Regions from separate parts of the Homo sapiens genome. Here region 1 is linked to region 2. A link is a loop called in an ENCODE intact Hi-C map of the cell type or tissue named here. Cell type or tissue: mammary epithelial cell. All regions are shown on one strand. Each heading gives the region's core, and the rest is flanking DNA. Links, peaks and the distances in the headings are about the cores only.

The links. Hi-C counts contacts between places; a loop is a spot of excess contacts. Peaks named below come from ENCODE experiments on the same cell type or tissue, not always from the same donor. Only the 100,000 strongest peaks of a DNase experiment are listed, where the experiment ranks them.
Region 1: a loop joins it to region 2, with 14 times the contacts of the local background. A loop is called at or near these places in 15 of 110 quality-filtered maps.

What each region holds. Positions count from the first base shown.
Region 1 is chr11:46,364,058-46,374,605 of GRCh38, reverse strand. It overlaps DGKZ (diacylglycerol kinase zeta), which reads right to left. Exons shown (of 31, transcript NM_001199267.2): 2 at 7,207-7,315; 3 at 6,859-6,954; 4 at 6,527-6,601; 5 at 5,056-5,112; 6 at 4,597-4,665; 7 at 3,222-3,293; 8 at 3,003-3,119; 9 at 2,831-2,902; 10 at 2,436-2,531; 11 at 2,096-2,178; 12 at 1,929-1,989; 13 at 1,722-1,835; 14 at 1,505-1,645; 15 at 371-449; 2 more. Among named protein-coding and RNA genes, the nearest start is that of MIR4688, 7.1 kb to the left of the region's middle. RefSeq lists enhancers at 4,028-4,585, 4,586-5,145, 4,221-5,420. In mammary epithelial cell, for the core only: CTCF peaks have their summits at 4,975 (motif pointing left) and 6,810 (motif pointing right); a DNase peak (open chromatin) is centred at 5,035.
Region 2 is chr11:46,532,401-46,542,948 of GRCh38, reverse strand. AMBRA1 (autophagy and beclin 1 regulator 1) reads left to right here. Exons shown (of 18, transcript NM_001387011.1): 7 at 1-1,004. Among named protein-coding and RNA genes, the nearest start is that of AMBRA1, 56 kb to the left of the region's middle. RefSeq lists a silencer at 696-990 and enhancers at 4,315-4,820, 4,821-5,324. In mammary epithelial cell, for the core only: CTCF peaks have their summits at 4,927 (motif pointing right) and 5,613 (motif pointing right); a DNase peak (open chromatin) is centred at 4,948; H3K27ac peaks cover 249 bases.

The DNA of each region.
Region 1 (10,548 bases), core at 1,144-9,143, 170 kb after region 2:
GTCTGTGGGAGACAGAGGGCGTCACCATCTGCTGACAGAGATCTTTCCTCACCAGCACCCGGCAGGGCTCCTGGGGCCTGGTGGACACAGGTGGGCACGGGCACGGGTGGTAGAAGAGGTGGGCACAGGCGGGGGTGCAGACCCCACTCACCCCGGCGTAGAACATCTTATTCCGAAAGCGGCTGTTGAATTTCTCTGGGTTGGCCTCTGGGTGGAGACAAGCAGTGGGGGCCAGTGAGTCACCCCAGCCTGCCCAGGTGGGGTTGGGGGAGGGCTGGGATGGATGCCTTCACTGGCGGGAGCAGGGTCTGACCCTCCCGGGGACACTCCTGTGCCCACCCTGCCCTGGCCTCAGTGGGAGGCTGCCAACCTCGAGACTCGTGGAACTCCAGGGTGACGTGGGCGTCAAAGCCCAGGCTGAAGTAGTTGTTGAAGACATCCAGGGGCAACTGGAAAAAGGTCAAGGGACCAAAATGAGGGCTGGGCCTCACAAATGTCCCCGCTCCAGGGGCCTCGTGTGGCCGAGCCAGCTCAGCCCATCTGTTCACAGGCTTTTCCTGGTCAGCAGCGTCCGCTAGGGCTCAGCCCAGCTCACCCGCTGTCAGGCACAGCCCTGCTCTGCCTGGTGGCTCCTGGGGGATTTCCCTGCGTGCCTGCAGCATCTCTTCCCTGTCAGCTCCCCTAACACTTCTTCCTGACATGCCATGTGGAGCACAACAGCGAGGCTTGGTTTTGCTCACTGCTTAGAGAAGTGCCTGGCAGGTAGCAGGCGCTCAGTGCATGTCTATGGAATAAAGCAGCATCTTCTGACCAGGCGTGGTGGCTCATGCCTGTAATCCCAGTGCTTTGGGAGGCCGAGGCAGATGGATCACCTGAGGTCAGGAGTTCAAAACCAGGCTGACCAACATGGTGAGACCCCATCTCTACTAAAAATACAAAAATTAGCCGGGTGTGGTGGCGGGTGCCTGTAGTCCCAGCTACTCAGGAGGCTGACGGAGGAGAATAGCTTGAGCCCGGGAGGCAGAGGTTGCAGTGAGCCAAGACTGTGCCACTGTACTCCAGCCTGGGTGACAGTGAGACTCTGTCACAAAAAACAAAAAACAAAAACAAAAAAAAAAACAAGAAAAAAAAAAGAAAACAGAAAAACAAAAATTAGCCAGGTGTGGTGGCACCTGCCTATAATCCCAGCTACTCAGGAGGCTGAGGCAGGAGAATCGCTTGAACCTGGGAGGCGGAGGTTGCAGTGAGCTGGGATTGCGCCACTGCACTCCAGCCTGGGTAACAGAGCGAGACTCAGTCTCAAAAAAAAAAAAAAAAAAACAAAAAAAAAACACAGAAAAAACAGCATCTTGTGAGGCAAGTACTATTATTCCCATCGTACAAGGAAGAAGTGGAAGTTGGAGAAATGAAGAGACACGCCCGAGGTCCCAGAACCAGCAAGTGGAAAAGTGGGATCCAGTCCCCAGTCACCTGCCCTGCCCCCCACCAACCCTGGCCAACTTACCCGGTCGGTGGCGCCTTCATCTCGGTCCTCAGGCCCTGCCTCGGGGTTGGGCTCAGCGTGGAGGTCCCAGCGGTCCAGCTGTACCACGTTCCCCTCCTCCACGTGGGAGAGGATCTTGGACACAGGCTCATCTGTGTAGCCCTGGGGGAGCAGGCAGGGACTGAGCCCTCTGTGGCTGGAGAGGCCCCAGCTGCACCCCCCTCCTATGGGTGCTTACCCCACCCCAGTTGAGGGTTCGGGCCAAGTCGTTGCCAGTACCCAGGGGCAGGATGGCAACAGGGGGTGGCGGCTTCAGGCGTAGCTGGTCCAGGGTGGAGAGGATCCAGCCCACCTGGGGGAGGAAGAACAGAGGCAAATCAGGCCCACAGGGACCCCGGCTTCAGGCCCAGCCCTGGTGCTCGGCTGGCCCATGCGGGGAGCTCACCGTGCCGTCGCCCCCGCACGCCAGGATCCGCAGGTTGTGCACTTTGCGGTACATCTCCAGCCTGGGCTCATGGGAAGATGGCAGTGGGGTCAGGGGATGTGTGCTGTACCCCAGGAGTGAGGCAAGTTCCCCCCCATGTCCCCCACAAAACCTTGGCAAGTACTTACGCCTCCTTGGGCCCTCCCTGGCTCAGGTCGAAGACTTGTCGGGGATTGAGATACCAGAGGAAAGACTGGATGATCTTTGCACCCTGGATGGGATGGGGAGCCAAGAGACAGTCAGGCAGTGGTGGGACGAAGTGGGAGCAGCAGAGGGAGAGGGGTGTGACTGTGGGAACCAGGGCCAATAAGGGGTGAGGGGTGGAGAAAGGACAGGATTTTCTCAGGATCCCTGGGAAAGAGGGATTGGGGTAGAAGCCAGAAACGGGCTCTGGGAACAGCTGCTGGCAGACGGGCTGGACCCCAACCCCCGCCCGAGCCCTTAGCTGAGAGGCAAGGCCGCGTTCACCTGGTTGCCCCCACTCTTGGGGTTCACAAACACCAGCAGGGGCTTCATGAGCGGGGAGGGGGTGGGCCTGATGATGAAGGGTCTCCAGCGGCCCTCCTGGGAGACAAGGTGAGAGGCTGTAAGCTCCTTCCCGTCCAGGACACCCTACCATCATCCTTAGCAGGCCCCCTGGGTGACTTTGTTCCCTCTTTGTACCCTCACGTACCATCTCTGGGCCAGATCTTACCAGGCCACAGAGCAGAAACTGGCATCTAATCCTGCCTTCCTCAGAGGCCCCAGAGCCCACACAGACCCCCACCAGCTGGCAGCATTAGCTGGGGGTGGAAGTTCTGTACCCTGAGCAACAGACCCCTCTCTCCTGCTCCCCTGCAGCCTCTGCCCAGCCTGGGGCTGACCTCAGGCCCTTTCTTGCTGGACTTCCTCTTGAAGGATGCCCTCTTCTTCTTCTTGCTTGCTTTCAGAGTATTCTGCAAGGGAAGCAGGGGTGTTGGTGACGAGGTGGGCAGGCTGGGGTAGCTGGCAGACCCCAAGTGCGTACGGGGCATCAAGGGTGCAGGCAGTACTCACCTGGGGCCTCCGGGCGCGGAGGATCCAGGTGGGCGGGATGACCACGGCTGCGTGGACCCCCAGCGAGCACGGCTCCTCGATCTGCTGCAGCATGAAGCAGGACACCTTGCTGTGGTACTGAGGAGAGCGAGGGGCCGGGCTCAGCGGGACCGTGTTCAGACTCGGGGACCCAAACCCAGCAGTGCAGGGCCTGGCCCTGGGGGCGGGGGCACCACTCACTGCCTGCTTGCACCACGAGCAGCTGATGGCCACAATCTCCTTGCTGTGGAAGGTGAACTTCTGCTGGAATCCCTGAGGGTAGACAGGATGGATGGGAACCAGGGCAGGCGTGGAGCAGCAGACCCAGCCCCTCTCCTGGTGCCAGCCTCTCTCCACCCAGAGACAGGGCCTCGCTATGTTGCCCAGGCTGGTCTCAAACTCCTGGGCTTAAGCAATCTGCCTCAGCCCCCCCAAGTAACTGGGAACAACAGGCATGTGCCACCATGCCCAGCTTTGAACACATTTTTTGTTTTTGTTTGGAGATGGAGTCTCGCTCTTGTTGCCCAGGCTGGAGTGCAGTGGCGTGATCTTGGCTCACTGCAACCTCCACCTTCCAGGTTCAAGCGATTCTCTTGTCTCAGCCTCCTGAGTGGCCGGGATTACAGGCGCCCACCACTACGCCCAGCTAATTTTTTGTATTTTCAGTAGAGACAGGGTTTCACCATGTTAGCCAGGCTGGTCTCGAATTCCTGACCTCAGGTGATCCACCCACCTCAGCCTCCCAAAGTGCTGGGATTACAGGCGTGAGCCACCACACCCAGTCTGAACACATTTTTTAAAATAAAAAAAAATATGTATAAGATAAGCCTGAAGAGCAGGGTGGCTTAGCCCGGGCCCCCTGACTCCCTGAAGTTACCTGCACGGCACCACATGCATACCCGTTCTGCCACACTGCAGGCTAACTCCTGCCTCACTCGGATTTTCCCTCCTTCCTACCCCCGAGGCCTGACCAGACCCCCATGTGCTGTTAAAGAAATTTACTGCCGCTTCCGAGTACCTATCACATTCATTCCCTGTTCATCACACAGGCTGTTATGAAAGGCCTGCAGTGGGCCAGGCGCTGAGAATCAGTGAAGCAAGCCTCTCCATCTTTGAGAGCCTGCACTTACTGAGGGAGGCGGGCAAGAAGCAAACAAGAAAGTGAACCAAACAACTGTGGACTGGGTTAGGCGGTCGCCTGGAAAGCCTGGCTTCAAGCCACACTGTCCTCAGGAGGGTGGGAAACCGCTGCCCAGCTTGGCGCTCGGCACACAAGTATCCATGGAGTCACCGAATGAGTAAGTCTATACGATTCTCCAAAGGGCCACTTGCAGCTTCAAAGCAGGCCAGGTGTGCCACATGGGAAGAAAACTTTCCTCCCTGCTCTCCTACTAAGCCCAGAGACCAAGAGCAGGCCAGGGTGCTTGAGAACTGAAGGCACTGCAGCCAGGCTGAGGGTCAGCCCCGGACTCTGCACACCAGGGTGTGGTCAGTGATCGGCAGGCCACACCGGCCACATGGCCTGGGCTCAGGACCGCAGGTGCAGGTGGCGATGTCCTCGGGCAGGGCCTCTCACCTTCCCACAGTGCCGACACTTGCCGTCCTGGCGTCGTCTGTGTACCCAGTGGTGCCGTACAAAGGTTGGCTGGGGGAGAAGGGGAAAAATTTCACTGGGTGAGGGGTGGGCAGGGGCACAGTCCTGAGGACTGCCCACACGGCTCAACACACGGGGCTGCAGGAAGCGCTCTGCAGTCCTGCGCATGAGTGGAGGAGGGGCTAAAGACTCTCTTCATGGCCTGGGGGAGGCTCAGACTCAGAGGGACAGAGAAGGCTGGGAAGCACCAGGAGGCACAAGCTGTCCCACCCACTCCGCAGGCAGCGCTAGTTAGGCCTCCGCATGGCAGACCTCAGACAGACCTCAGTGAGCAGCAGCCTAGAGGGAGCCGAGCCCCCTGGTGGCACTCCAGAGGCACTGCGCAGAGGCCCATGCAGGAATCTTAGGGTGGCCCCATCCCTGACCACCCTGGGCACTTACCTCGCGGACATTCCTGGAGCCTGATTCACGGAAGGACGGCTTACAGCGGAAATTTATCTGTGAAACATGGCAGTGACCACCAAAATGTCAGAACCTCCCTTCGGGGTCAGGTATGTGGTCACTCCCTCCAGGACAACCCAGAGTCATCCTCACAAGGTGGGGATACCCCCAAATCGTCACGAGAGTCCTTGAAACACGAGACACCTCCTGTGAGAAGCCCTCCTGCCTCTCTGCCTCCTCCTCACTAGCCAGAGGGATCTTTCCTTCTTCCACCCAGGACCCAGGATGAGGGGGAGGTTGGGAGCTTTGGGTCCGTCTCCCCCACTAACATGGGACCATGGTTTGCTCGTTGTTTTTTTTTTGTTTTTGTTTTTTGAGACAGAGTCTCGCTCTGTTGCCCAGGCTGGAGTGCAGTGGTGCGATCTCGGCTCACTGCAACCTCCACCTCCCGAGTAGCTGGGATTACAGGTGTGCATCACCACGCCTGGCTAATTTTTGTGATTTTTAGTAGAGATGGGGTTTCACCATGTTGGCCAGGCTGGTCTCAAACTCCTGACCTCAGGGTGATCCACCTACCTCGGCCTCCCAAAGTGCTGGGATTACAGGCATGAGCCACCGCACTCGGCCGCATCCTTTCTTCCTCGCCCTCTGGCACTCCCGACCCGGGCACACGCAGCCAGCCTGGTCCTCACACGCAGACTTGCACTGCCTGGCCCCTGGAGACCTTTAGCTAATTTGTGGAACCCTAGGTCGATTTCCACCTTAAATGATGAGTGTACAGTGCTTGGGGCTGCATTTCTATTTCCCTTCTCATAACTGTCCCTACTTCAGCCTTATTAGAGGTATAAGGAAGCCTCACTTTACAATTCAGAGGCTGGGGAAAGCAGCCTGTGTGAGCCTGCCTGAACCACTCCTAGTCTTACAGTCTCTCCCGTATGATGGCCTGGGTTTCTGCAGGCTGGGAAGCGCTGCCCCTCCATGCGAACCCTTCTGCCCCTGGCCTTGACCCGTCTGCCCAGTGCTGCCTCCACCTCTAGAAGCACAGTGCCCAGACATGCCCCCAGCTGCAAATGCACAGTGGACAATGGCCCTTGGGGAAAGGTCTCCACAGAGGCAGGGTGTAGCCACAGCTGAGTTATGAAGCTTCAGCAAATCAATGGCCTCTTCTAAGCACTAGTTTGGACATGGTGAAATGGTACAAGGGCCACCATTCGTCAATTCATTCCATTGAGTGATATTCAACGAACCCACTAGGCGCCAGGTTTGTTCCAGGCAGTGGGGATACAGCAGCTAATCAGTGAGGAGCCAGGATTCGAACGCAGGCATTTGGCTCCAGGGTCCTTGACTCTTCACCCCCGAGTGCTGGGTCACTCCTGGCAGGCCGTTTGTATAACATGTGGGTGTGAGTGCGCGCTGAAAGGGCCTCAGCACCCAAAGGGCAGGGGCGGGCAAAGCTGAGCTACCCACCCACCTTCTCCAGCTGCTCGATGCAGGGCGTGTGCACCACAATCTTGCAGGCTGCGCACTTTCTTCGAGACACTGACTTCTGCTGCAGGACAGGAAGAGAGGGCCCCTGAGGCACCAGGTAAGTCTATCTCGGAGGCTGCCTGCCCCAGCACAGCTGCCCTTTGTGTGCACTGGGAAGCCCCAGTCCTGGCATCCGGACAAAGCCCCTGCACCCCTCACCATCCTGGGGCGGCCCACAGCAGGGGTGCCAGGGAGCGGGCTCAATCCCACGTTCCCGGAAGGGCTGCGGCTACTGGCTCCACCAGCAGGGGGCGGCGTGCCCCTACGAGCACTCACCAGCATCCTGGCTACACAGTACTGCTCCCCAACGTAGCAGAAGTCCCCGGACACGTTGGTCTCGAACCAGATGTGCTCCCCATATGTCGCTGACTCCTAGCCACGGGATGGGCTTGCTCAGCACACGCTGGCCGCCCAGCCCTCCCTCCCATCAGCCCCCGCCCACCCGCCCTCTCCCAAGACAAACCCACTCCAGCGCCCCGATCGACCCTGCTCTGTTCCGTCTGCCCCACTGTCCCAACCCTTCCAGGCTTGGCTCTCCCAGCTGCCTTTAGTGCCTCCACCCGCCAGCTGCGCCTTGGCCAAGAGCCCAGAGGGTCTGGGACCCAGGGGTGTTCAGGCACTCACGCTCCAGTCCACTGTACTCCGGATCTGCCGCTCTGACTCGCTGCACGGGGCCCCAGGGGTGGGCGGAGGGGGGGCCAGGTGCTGGAGGCCCGACTTGGTGATGGCTTTCCTAGAGAGGAGAAGACAGCTGAGGAGGGGGCTGAGCACTTGCTGACCCTACTTCCTCCCACCTCCTGGGGCCTCTGCCCTTTCCGTGACCTCGGCAACAGGGAGGGCGGAGGAGCCTCCCAGCAGCCCCAGACACTAAGAGGCTCCCTGCAAGAGACATGGCCTTTTGGGGTACGCTGGCTTCAGGGTACTGCCCAGAGTGTTCCCAAGTGGGGAACCCTCAGCCAGGCAGAGCTTCAAGGCCCATGCCCAGGCCAGACCCACAGGAGGTCACACCACTCGCCCTGCTGGCCACAGCTATACCTACGCGAGCAGGGCGCTCCAGGCCTGGGGTCCGGCCGCCTTGCGCCGTAGGGCTACCTGGCGCCTGCGGGACAGTGGGCGCACACGGGTGGGCAGCATGGTGCCGGCGGTGGTGCCTGAGGCTCTTCGGCCCCCAGGGCCAGGGTGCTGGCCTGAGGGCCGCCGCTGGCTGAGGCGCCGATAGTAGCCGTGCAGGCCCCAGAGAGCGTGGTCATATACGGCATCCGCGGGGAGCAGGTGGGAGGAGGCTCGGCGCAGGTAGCGGGGTAGGGGCAACAGCGGCTGGGCGCCCCGAGGTGGGGGTGGCCCTGGTGTCTTGGTGCCTGGCTGGATGGCGCTCGATGCCTCGGCTACCACATCCTCCTGGACACCCTCCTCCTCATTCATGCCCACAAGCCCGGTCAACAGCAGGGGTGCACCCAGAAGCTGGGCCCCCACGGTGGTAGGCTGTGGAGTGAGCACCTTATCCACGATGAAGCGGGGGTTGCAGGAAGGGGGCACAGTGCTGGAGCGCCGGCGGCTGGAACCCTGGGCCCTCACCCCGCAACTCAGGAGGCAGCCCTGGAGCTGGGCGCTGGAGCGGCGCCGCTGTGCCAGTGAGGAGGAGGCCTGCCCAGCGGGGGAGCGACGCCGGGCCTTGCCTGTGGGCAGCCCCACGCTGCTGGGCCGCTGCTGCCCCTCTCCAGGGCCTGGCACCTTCCCCCGGAAATGTCTCCTAAAGAAAGTCTCCATGGCAGGCGGTTGGCTGTTGGGCACAGAGACCGGGAGCATCAGGAGCTGGATCAGGCCACGGTCTGTCCTGTGTCCGGGAGCCCATTCACAGCCTCTGCCCCATGAGAAGGGAAGCAACCAGGAGCCCATTCACAGCCTCTGCCCCATGAGAAGGGAAGCAACCCCTGAGGGAGGGAGGGGTCACTGCAGCCTCTGACCTCCATGTGAGGATCCCAGGGGTGCTCAGGGGAGCCCACGTTTACAGCTGTTGGGGCACTGATGCTCTCCCCCATTGCACCCTAGGGAGCCCTGGAGTCCCAGGGAGGTGGGTGCTTCAGGCTACCCCTTCTTCCCCCATCCAGGCACCAGAATCTACAGAGCTCTGGGCCTAAAGGCCTCCACCTGCCCTGCCGGAAGCTGATGGAAAAGAAAACAAAAAGAAAATGGGGAGTCGGTCTGCCTGGATGGACGGTGGGGCCCAGGGCAGGGCTTCCCACTTGCTGGGCCTTTGTTTTGCCACCAACATGGTGGGGGCAGGTTAGGTGTCCCCTCATGGGACATGGAGCAAACCAAGCTATAACAAAATGAGGCTCTCTGCAAAGGAACTTAATCCTGACAGGACCCCCAGAGTCTCTCAGCCCATAGCCTTGGGGTCAGGCTGAAGGTGACTCCTGGAAATAGAGAGGGTCTAATGTGTAGCTCAGGGGAGACCAGGTCTCAGGGAACTGGAGAGTCACTGTCTGGCTCTCCTGGGAGAGAGGCTGCTCAGTCTCCCTTCACACCCAGGGGGCCGTGACAATAGGCTTGGGCCAAAAGCAAAGCCTTCTGGATTCTGGGTGTGTGCGTGCCTGTATGTCTGAAGTGCTGATGGTAAGAACTTTCTGGTGCTCGACTGCTCTGTCTCACCTTTCTGAAGGGACAAAGTACGGATACCCCAGGGTGAAGCTGGGTGATGCCGGGAAACCCTTCTGACTCTGCTCCTGATGGAGCCTGTGACTGCACATTCTTCTGCGGCCCTGATGCTGGAAGCCCCCATACTCACAATTCCAAACGCTGCACAGCCCAGAGCTCCCTCCTGCAGGCAGGCAGGAGCTGTGGGCATCATCCTAGCTCCCACCTGGACCTGGCCTCCATGGACCCATCCTGAACTCATGCTTTGCTCCCTCTGCCAGCTCACCTCAGCCCTGCCTACCCTTCTTCACAGCCAGCATCGAGCTCCTGTGCCCTACCTCTCCTAACAGTGGGGGAAGGGCAGCCTGCCTGGCATGGATCAGGCTGGCGATGCCTCCAGGTACCTGAGGCCACCTGTGCCCCACAGCAGGTGATCTCCTGGGCCCTGGTCCTGGGGAGAGACTGGTGGGGGATGCATCCTAACCGCTGGCAGCCACAGAGGTCAAGGTCACAGCCCTGGGACAGTGCTGCCTGGGGCTGACAGAAGAAGCCCTGTGGTCCCCTGAAGGCTGGCATTAATTAGGCATGGTGGGTGATGCCCTGGACGCATGTTGGGCAGGAGGAAGGATGAAGGCAAAGATGAAGGGCTGGAGGAGTCAGGCCCAGGCCGCACGTCTAGCACCTTCTCCTTCCATACACTGCACTGATTTGCTACTGCCCTGCAGGTCTTGAGCAGCTTCAGGCCAGGTACAGGGGTGTTGGGGGAGAGATGGACAGGGTGGAGGTGCCTAGGGAAGCAGAGTTCTGCACAGCTCAGCTCTTGGTCTCTGCCTATTGGAGTTTCCAGCTGCCTCAGATGACAGGGAGGTCAGGGCAGTGCTCTTATGACCCCAAATAGTGCCCCACTCAAAGCAGACCACCTGGGCCGGAGGGAGCTGCAGGGGCAGGACAGCAGGCATGGGTGGAGAGCGCTGGGTCTCCCCCAAAATCACCAGTGTCACGGCTGACATTTACTGAGCCCCTATGTGTCAGGCACTGTGCTAAGCCCCTGACAAACACTTAGATCATTTCATAAACTGCAACCCCAAGGAATAGGTACTGCATCACACTGCATTCCTGATGAGGAAGTTGACGCAGAGGTGACCGCCTAGAGTCCACGGCAAGTCAGTGTGGAGTCAGTGCTGGAGTCCAAGTCTACCTAACGGCAAAGCCTGCGTCCCAGAAATGGGGTGGGTTGCAGGGTCCTTCCTCCTGGAACATGAGGCTGGGATGGGGTAGGAAAGGGAACCAGATAGGGAATAATAACGAACACCTGCTACGTGACAGGCC
Region 2 (10,548 bases), core at 1,308-9,307:
TCAACGCAGCAGGACCAGGGCCTCCTGAACCGGCCGTCTGCCTTCAGTACAGTCCAGAGCAGCACTGCCGGCAACACGCTCCGCAACCTCAGTCTGGGTCCTACCCGCCGCTCTTTGGGAGGGCCTCTGTCTAGCCACCCTTCTAGGTATCACCGAGAAATAGCTCCTGGGTTGACAGGATCTGAGTGGACCCGGACAGTACTCAGTCTGAACTCCCGCTCTGAGGCGGAATCCATGCCCCCGCCCAGAACCAGTGCCTCTTCGGTGAGTTTGCTGTCTGTGCTGAGACAGCAGGAAGGTGGCTCTCAGGCATCTGTGTACACTTCAGCCACAGAAGGGAGGGGTTTTCCGGCATCAGGGTTGGCAACTGAGTCAGATGGAGGGAATGGCTCCAGCCAAAACAACTCGGGCAGCATTCGCCATGAGCTTCAGTGTGACCTGAGACGCTTCTTTCTGGAGTATGACCGGCTTCAGGAGCTGGATCAGAGCCTGAGTGGGGAAGCTCCCCAGACCCAACAGGCCCAGGAAATGCTCAACAATAACATTGAATCTGAGAGGCCAGGCCCTTCCCACCAGCCCACCCCACACAGCAGTGAGAACAACTCCAACCTGTCCCGTGGCCACCTGAATCGCTGTCGTGCTTGCCACAATCTCCTGACCTTCAACAACGATACCCTGCGCTGGGAAAGAACCACACCTAACTACTCCTCTGGCGAGGCTAGTTCCTCTTGGCAGGTCCCCAGCTCCTTTGAGAGTGTGCCATCAAGTGGCAGCCAGTTGCCACCTCTCGAGCGGACTGAGGGCCAAACGCCCAGCTCCAGCAGGCTGGAGTTGAGCAGCTCTGCTAGTCCGCAGGAGGAGAGGACTGTGGGGGTGGCCTTTAACCAGGAGACAGGCCACTGGGAAAGAATTTACACCCAGTCCAGCAGATCTGGAACTGTGTCACAGGAGGCCTTACATCAGGATATGCCTGAGGAGAGCTCTGAGGAGGATTCACTCAGGAGGTAAGCAGTCGCTTTCCTATCTTCTGCATCCCTTGCTTTTCTCCTTGTATCATTTCCTTGAGTCCTATAGATGTTGTGGCTGTATCTGGAGTGTCTGGGACCCACGCATCTGCTTCTGATCTCGCCATTGCATTTTCTTGGAAAATCTTGCTCTGGTGGCAGAGATAGGATAGGGCCTAGCAGTATGAGTCAGTTGGCTGCGCTAGCTCTATTTCGGCTAAGCTCAAGGTTCTGGCTTTAGCCTTGAAAGGAGAGTGTAGATTAGGTTAGAGAGGCATGAGGAGATGGAACCATTGACTTTCTCTGCCTGCTTTTTGACCTTGTCGAGACATTGTATGTGCAGGACTACTTATTGTAGTAGTCCCAGAGTGCCTAGGAATAAGTAAAAGAGAACCCTGCATGGTAGAGATTAGTATATTGGCTCTTCGCTGATTGTATTGCTTTGGACAACTGAGTTCACTTCCTAATCCTTATCTTTTGGAACACTGCAGTTTGACAAAGGGAAAAGAAAAAAAAATACATATATGTATATATATGTATGTCAAGAAAAATTCCAATTTTTTCAGAGATACTTGTTTTTGGGCAGCCTATTGCTCAGTTGAGATTCTCTGAATGGACCTTCCAGGTGGACTTTCACCTTGGGGTGGAGAAGAAGAATAATTCATGGAAGGAAAGACTCTCCATACTCAGATTGGCATCCTAGCCAACTCTTTCATGGGAGAAACAGAGTAGGTGTAGTTGATCGCCCACCATATGTTCCATGTATGGCTATGTGCGCATCTATCTTGATTTATTAGGGACTTCTTTCTGTAATTTTGTAAAGGTCAAAGCTAGCATAATCACCAACTCCAAGAATATGCCTGTTGGATCCAAACAGCATATTGCGCTGCATTACATCCTCTGTCGAAGCAACTGAAATTTCTCTGACATAAGCTTCTAACAAGGGTGGGAATATGAATTATGCACATAATGTACTTGTTATTTTGGGAGGATGCTTTAGACAGTCACTCAGTCAATAAGTATTAGTTGAATGGTTACAAATTTTCTAACACTGTGCTAGGCACTGTGGGAAATACAAAAGAAGTATAATACATGGTCTTTACCCACCTGAGTCTACAGTGTTATTGTGGAGGCAAGACAACGAAATTTTTCAAAAGTATAGATGAGCAAATGCTTCATTGTATGGTACCGAGATTGGATGTAGTCTCAGAGAGAGGGAAGTATCATCCAAGAAGGCTTTGCAAAATCAAGTCTTGAAAGATGGATAGGATTTGGAGAGAGCAAGACCTTTTTATTTTAGGGAAACAGCACATGTTAAGGGAGGAAAGGGTATGGTATGTGTAGGTTCTTAGGCAGTTACTAAGGGCCCTGGGTAGGAAGCAGAGGGAGACTTGACTAGATGTGAAAGATGAATAAAATAGAGAGGTTGCTAACTCTGCCCATATGCTTGAAACCAGTTCTGGATTAACAGCTCCTCAATTCCTGGTTTTGGAATATTGTGCCTGGCATACTGGTCTTCATCAGGAGCCCGAGCCTCTGTTCTTCCTCTTTGCCAAGAGTGGTGAGAAGGCAGTCAACACAGGGCATGACATGTAGTAGGCACTTTAAAAGTTTATTAAAGATCTCTGTAAAAGGACTGTCTTCAGTTACTGCTCTAAGAAACCAAGCAGTTGCTGTTTCCGTAATACCAGTGTGCTCTGGTTAGCTTTTGTCCATTCTGCTTTAGTAGTACCTCTTCATGTGCTATTCTGAGAAATTCCTGAGTGGTTTAAATAAACTCTATTGTTTGATGATAATTAGAGATACCAGTTACTGCCGGGCACGGTGGCTCACGCCTGTCATCCAAGAACTTTGGGAGGCTGAGTCGGGCAGACCACTTAAGGTCAGGAGTTCGAGACCAGCCTGGCCAACATGGTAAATCCCCATCTCTACTAAAAATACAAAAATTAGCCGGGCTTGGTGGCGCAGGCCTGTAGTCCCATCTGCTTGGGAAGCTGAGGCAGGAGAATCGCTTGAACCCAGGAGATGGAGGTTGCGGTGAGCCAAGATCACGCCACTGCACTCCAGCCTGGGTGATGGAGCAAGACTCCATCTCAAGAAAAAAGGAAAAAAAGAGATACCAGTTACTGAGGGCCTACTATGTGTTAGGTATTGTGTTCTTGCTTTGAAATAATTCCTTCTGCCTTCAACAACGACTCTATGCAAGTCAGGTATTCAATTTTCCATTTTATAAAGTTGAGGAAAGTGAGGCTCAGGGAAGTCAGTTTCTTGTGAAAGATCATATAATAGGTCTCTGAGTGAGAATTTGAACTCTGGTCTTCATGACTAAAGATTTGTGCAAGCTGCCCTTCATGGCATTTTCCTTAATATAACATTTTTATTTTTTTGAGATGGAGTTTCGCTCTTGTTGCCCAGGCTAGAGTGCAATAGTGTGATCTCGGCTCACCACAACCTCCATCTCCTGGGTTCAAGTGATTCTCCTACCTCAGCCTCCCGGGTAGCTGGTATTATAGGCATGCGCCACCACGCCTGGCTAATTTTGTATTTTTAGTAGAGACGGATTTTCTCCATGTTGATCAGGCTGCTCTCAAACTCCCGACCTCAGGTGATCTGCCCACCTTGGCCTCCCAAAGTGCTGGGATTCCAGGTGTGAGCCACTGCGCCTGGCCGATAACTTCATTTTTAAGTGAACCACTTTTTTTCTTTTAATATTTTATTATGGAAATCTTCAAACATATATAAAAACGAAGAGAAAAGTATAACTGAGCTTCCATACACCTATAACCTGACTTCAAAGGTTATCAATGCTTGGCTGGCTTTCTTTAATCTATATTCCGTCTGCTCCCGGCACCTAGATATCAGATAATTTTGTCTGTAACCACTAGATTTTCTAGAGCAATGCTGTCCAATAAAACTTCTTACACTGATGGAAATGTTCTCTATCTGTGCTATGTAAGATGGTAGCCACTGGCCACACATGGCTATTGAGCATTTGAAATGCTGCTACTGTGATCTGAGAAAATAAATGTAATCTTTAAATTTTTAAGTAATTTAAATAATCACATGTGACTAATGGCTATGATATTATACATCTAAAATATTATTAATCACTTAATAAAGTAGGTTATTTAAAACCCAGAAACTACTGGGTAGGTGCAGTGGCTCACGCCTGTAATCCCAGCACTTTGAGAGGCCGAAGCAGGCAGATTGCCTGAGGTCAGGAGTTCGAGACCAGCCTGGCTAACATGGTAAAACCGCGTCTCTATTAAAAATACAAAAAAAATTAGCCAGGCATGGTGGTGCATGCCTGTAGTCCTAGCTACGTGGGAGGCTGAGGCAGGAGAATCACTTGGACCCGGGGAGGCGGAGGTTGCAGTGAGCCGAGATTGCACCACTGCACTCAAGCCTGGGCGACAGAGCAAGACTCCGTCTAAAAAAAAACCCAGAAACTATTAAGGATGTACCATAATTTTTTGTTTAAGTATTTTTTTCTTTTCTGGTGCCAAAAAATATATGCATTGTGGTTTAAAGTTCAACCATTTAAAAATGTGTATTATAAAAATGAAGTCCCTGGTCATCTCACTGTAAACAATTTTATATTTATGCTCATTTTCTTTTAAAATATACAAATAACTCAGGGTTCTCATTGTAAGATAGTATATTAATACAGTAGTTACATTATTTATATGGAATCACTTTTAAATGAGCTAGGATGTCGTATACCATAAGGGCTGACAGCTGTCTCAAAAATGAGGTATGTTGTAAAATAAGTGCGTACACATTAAAGAAGGACCACCATTTGAATGGCTGCATTCTGATGTAAATCACTAAGACAAACAGGTGCTGGTCTGCCTCTTCCTCTGCCTTCTAAAGGGGCTGAAAGTCTCTAGGTGATGAGCCAACCCTTGCTTCTAGTTCTCCAGCAGGTGTCACTGTTGGGCTGCTGCTGCTAGGTTAGGATGACTGGGAAGAAAAGGTGTCCCTGCTGTTTGTGTACGAGGTTGGTTCTTTTAACAAAGCCTGTTTTTGTAGATGACTGTTGTTCCTGAGTGAGTGGAGTTCATAAAAGGTGATTGTACTTGAAAGGAGAAAGTTTTGTTCATTGGCCTTATAGTAGAAGATAGGCAAAGGAGAGATGTCTGGATCCTTGGTGCTGCTGGGATATTTAATAGTGTTTGCAAATAGTGAGGGTATTGATAAGCATACAGTGTGTATTTCAGTGTAGCTGTGTGCTGCCAAGTGGTAATAACCAGTACACGGTTTGTCTCCTTTTGCCTGTGGGCAGTGGAGGGCAAACTGTCTTTTTATAATAGTCTGACGCTACATTGCAACTTGAGTGGTGGGCCTTTGCTTCACTACAAAGAAATGATTTCTCTGTGTGGGAGTGCAGGATCCAGCAGAAGATCAGGGTATTGTGGCTCCTTGCGGTAGGGTGCCCTTGGCCTTTAAAAACTGGTACTAGGAAAAAGAAAATGGTTTCAATGGCAAGTTAAAACTGGAGGGAACCTAGAACTTTTGTAGTCTAGTCTCTCTCTGATGACAAAACAGAGAGAGTAAATGATTTCTTAAAGAGGTGTTTGTAAGCAAAAGTGGGGTTTGAACTCCTGGGCCCTGAAGAGGGCACCCTTTCCTCCGTTTCATTTGAAATAAGTGCCTTCAAACAGCAGTTTTCTTTGTCAAAACCTCTGTTGCTCATGTAGGTCATTGCCTGAGGGAACTTTTCAGTTAACTCTTATTGTAAGAAATTGGAGGTCTGTTAGATAATTTGTAATTATTATTTTTGGGTAGAATGGTAACTAACACAATGCTTCTAGGAGAAATGCTGTTTTAGTTATTTGCCCATAGAACTACATTGATTAATCCCAATAAAGTGATCCCTGTTAGGGATGTTCACTATTAAAATTCCAGCAACTGAGAGAGATAAAAATTGGTCTCAATCTCCTCCTAGAAGCACTAATTGTTTCTGTATTCTGTCTCTAGGTAGTTAAAGACTTGGGTCTGGAGTATTTAGTAAGACTGAGCGTCTTCTGAGAATTTAGGTCTTTTTCTCTCATGATAGATGAAGACTGGGGAAGTACATTGACGGCCTTAGTGTGAAATGTGGCCATCAAGGTTAGAGTTAGAAGCCCTCATTGGATTGCTAAGTTTCTTAGACTTTTATGGGGGAATTGCTTTGGAGCTTAGAACAGTCTGAAGCCCTTTGAGGCTTCGTGGGCCACCACACTTATTTGATCCCTCAGCTCCAGTCACTTGGGGATTCTCCAGGGAGGCCTCGGCCCAAACATTGATGGAGGAAAATAAATGGGTGTCTGCGGGGCTGATTGTAGGTCCACAAAAGGGGGCCGGCAACCTAAAAATGAGGAAAGTAGCAGTCTTCTTAGCCTGACTACTATAGAAAGGGGTCCAAATTTAGTAGTTTTTCTGTGCCATTGATCTAGCTGAGTCTAAAGAGTTTCGATATCTAATCTCTCCCAGTTTCTTTGGATGGGGAATATACACAATTTATTATTCAAAACCCAGCACAGCTGTCACCGTGTCCCTTGGGAAACCTTCCCTGACTGTCCCAAGTAATCACTTCCTTTTCTTTGTTGCATGTGTACTAGATACTTCTTTGTGATATTGCACCCATGACAGAAAATTATTTGTTTACCTTTCCGTCAGTGAGCTCCCTGAAGGCAGTGATCATGTCTGTATATATCCCTTGTCTACCTAGAATACTACCTGGCCACACAGTAGATGCTCAGTAAATGTTAGTTGAATTGAATAAGTAGAATTGAAATTATGTTCCTTATGGTTTCATATGCAATATAAGTCCTGTTTGGCCTTTTTAGTAAAAAAGATTAAAAAACCTATTACTATATCCCATCATTTGGTCTTACAGAGAGTCATTGGCTCAATAATCACTTGTTAAATAAATGAAACGGTATTACTTAGAGTTGTACAAGGAAGTCACACCTTCCAAAACTTGAGCTCCGGTGACCTCTGATGTTTCACTGTGTGCTATGTTCCTAACTTGTGAATGGGTTGTCCTGAAGCCTGTAATAAGTCTGTTGCACCTGGCCAATATGTGTCCTTCATATTGGCTTTACACTGATGACTCAGGGTCTGCGCCTTCCTCGAGAGCACTGGCATCATATGCAGCCTTCCCTTTTTTTATCTTTTTGGTACCCCATTCCTATTGAATACAGCTTGCTCTTGACACCATTTTGTTGGTCTTTGGCTTGGCATCTCAGTAATATTATTAGGTCTTTGGCTTGGCACCTCAGTAATATTATTATCTCTGCCAGTCAGTGCTGTTGGTATTTTTTTTCTCCTTAAAGATTCTTCTGCAATCTCTATGAAGGTATACTTGGTCTTGATTTAGTTCAAAAATTACATGTGGATAATCCAATTTAAATGCGAAGGTTCTTTCCTACTGATGCTTTTTCTTTAAGTTTCTGTGGAAGGCATTCATTAAATTTGCTTAGAAGTAGGATTTTTAGGGTTTGAGAAAATGTGTGCTCTCATCTTTTGTTTTGGAGTCTGAGCATCATGAGAGTGAACCTTGTTAAGTTTTGAGATGCTTGTAGGTCCCTTTTTTCTTGTGGAGGTCAGAATCCTTATGTTAGTTAGCAGAAAGTTTTGCTTTACCTCTAATTATGCGGAGTGTGAATAGTTCCCCCTGAAAAAAACTGGTGGAATTGTTGTCTTTGGTATTCAAGATACTATACAGTAAACGCTTTCTAACTTCTGAGTTCTTCTTAGTTAGAAGTTCGGCATTTAAGGACAAATAGGAAAGAATCCTCAACTGTGAGAATTTCATTTGTGATACAGGCAAATTATGACGTGTTCTTTCTAGGAAGAGAGAGGAACAAGTATTGGGAAATAAAAAGGAGACAAAGCCTGTGGTGGAATTAACAAACTTATTTTAAGAGATGTAAGGGAAGGGAAGCTGGGGAAGGTAAACTCAGGCTTTAGAATAGGGTACTGAGGGCTGGGTGTGGTGGCTCATGCCTGTAATCCCAGCACTCTGAGAAGCCAAGTTGGGCAGATGGTTTGAGCTCAGGAATTTGCGACCAGCCTGGGCAACATGGTGAAACCCTATCTCTACAAAAAGCTCAAAAATTAGCTGGGCATCGTGGCATGTGCCTGTAGTCCCAGCTACTCGTGGGGCTGAGGTGGGAGGATCGCTTGAGCTCAGAAGGTTGAGGCTGCAGTGAGCCATGATTGCGCCTCTGCACTGCAGCCTGGGCAACAGAGTGGAGACCCTGTCTCTCAGAAAAAGGAAGAGGGAACTGAGGAGTATGCACAAGGACTGCTTCCTGGATGAGTTTGGTTCTTCCTAATAACGCTGAGAGTTGGGCTTGTAAACTGTGATTGATCCATGCATCCATCCATTCACTCATTCCATTAACAGATATTTACCAAGCACCTGCTGGATTTCAGGTGCTATTTATTTTACTTTATTTTGAGATGGAGTTTCGCTCTTCTTGCCCAGGCTGGAGTGCAATGGTGCGATCTGGGCTCACTGTAACCTCCGCCTCCCGGGTTCAAGTGATTCTTTTGCCTCAGCCTCTCAACTAGCTGGGATTACAGGCGCCTGCCACCACGCCTGGCTAACTTTTCTGTATTTTTAGTAAAGACGGGGTTTCACCATGTTGGCCGGACTGGTCTTGAACTCCTGACCTCTGGTGCTCCGCCCGCCTCGGCCTCCCAAAGTTCTGGGATTATAGGCCTGAGCCACCGCACCTGGCTGGCACCAGGTGCTATTTAAATGCCAGCAATAATTCTCTCATTCTAATGGGAGAAAGACAATAAAAAAATAAGATATCTAGTATGCCAGACAGTGATAAGTTCTATGGCAAAAAAGAGAAATGTATAAAAAATGTAGGGGATGCTGCAATTTGAAATAGGATCATCAAAAAAGGTTTGATAAGGTTACACTGGAGCAGAGGAGACCTTAAAGAAGTGCGAAAACAAACCCCGTCGACACTAGGGGAAGGACATTTTAGACAGAGGAAAGGGCGAATGCAAAATCTCTGAGATGCTTGGCACCGTCAGCCAGTGCAGCTGGAGCACAGCAAGGGATGGAGTGATAGAAGATGAAGTTGGAGAGGTGACAAGGATGAGATTATGCAGGGTCTTCTAAGCCATTTAAAAGATTTTTGCCTTTTCCTTTGAGTGACTTGGGAAACCATCAGAAGTGGAGTAGCATGATCTTATATTTTAAAAAGATAACTGTGGCTGCTGGTTGAGAATAGACCTAGGAGCTAAGTAGCGTAAATTAAAGCTAGGCCAACTCTGCACACTTTTAGATTGATTTGTGTCTTGAGACTGTGTTGAGAACCAAAAAGGAGGAGTGACTTGTTCTGTCAAGATAAGAGAGGCCTTAAATGTTTGGGTGAAGAGCTGATGAACGGTTGAACAAATGAATGAATCAATCATCTCAGCAGGCATATTACCTGCAACAAAGCCCCTCCACTCTTCCCCAACCTCCAAACAAGAAGGCGTGTTATCGAACTGTGAGGAAGGGAGAGCTTGAAAAATTAATAGTAAACAAGAGATCATAAATGGAAATGAAATTCCTGTTTTTTGCTAATTACAAAACTATTGTCAATTCATTTGTAAAAAATCAAACATTACAGAAATGTACAATTGTAGAAAGTGGATATCCTCTTAAAGCCACTGCTCAGAGATCTGCTATTAACAATTTGTGTGTGTGTTAACTCCAGAATTTTTTCTATGCTAATCAAAACACATTTTTCCATTTATTTTAATTCTTTTCCTTTTTTTTTTTTCTTTTGAGACAGAGTCTCGCTTTGTAGCCCAGGCTGGAGTGCAGTGGTGCAATCTTGGCTCACTGCATCCTCCACCTCTGGGGCTCAAGCGATTCTCGTGCCTCAGCCTCCCGAGTAGCTGGGATTACAAGTGTGTGCCACCAGGCCTGGCTAATTTTTGTATTTTTAGTAGAGACAGGGTTTCACCATGTTGGCCATGTTTTGTTTTCTTTTTCACAGTGTTGCAGGATCTTTGTGTACTTAAGTGTTTTTAGAAGATGAAGTTCTAGAAGTGGAATTGCTAGTGCCCAAGAGTATGAGCGTTGTTAGTGGTAAATGAAAATTAATTGTATGCTACTCATTATTACTAATGTAAGATATATAAAGTATTTCTTATTTCCTGTTTTATTTAACTGAACATTATTTCATAGATTTCATAGATTAGAACTCTTAAGGCCGGGCACTGTGGCTCACGCCTGTAATCCCAGCACTTTGGAAGGCCAAGGTGGGCGGATCACAAGGTCAGGAGTTTGAGACCAGCCTGGCCAACATGGTGAAACCCCATCTCTGCTAAAAATACAAAAATTAGCTGGGCATGGTGGTGGGTGCCTGTAGTCCCAGCTATTTGGGAGGCTGAGGCAAGAGAATCGCTTGAAGCCGGGAGGCAGAGGTTGCAGTGAGCTGAGATCGCACCACTGCACTCCAGCCTCGGCAAAAGAGAGAAACAACATCTCAAAAGAACTCTTCAACCTTTCTTCCCCCATAAGCTCTTAAGCTTATCAGTAGTA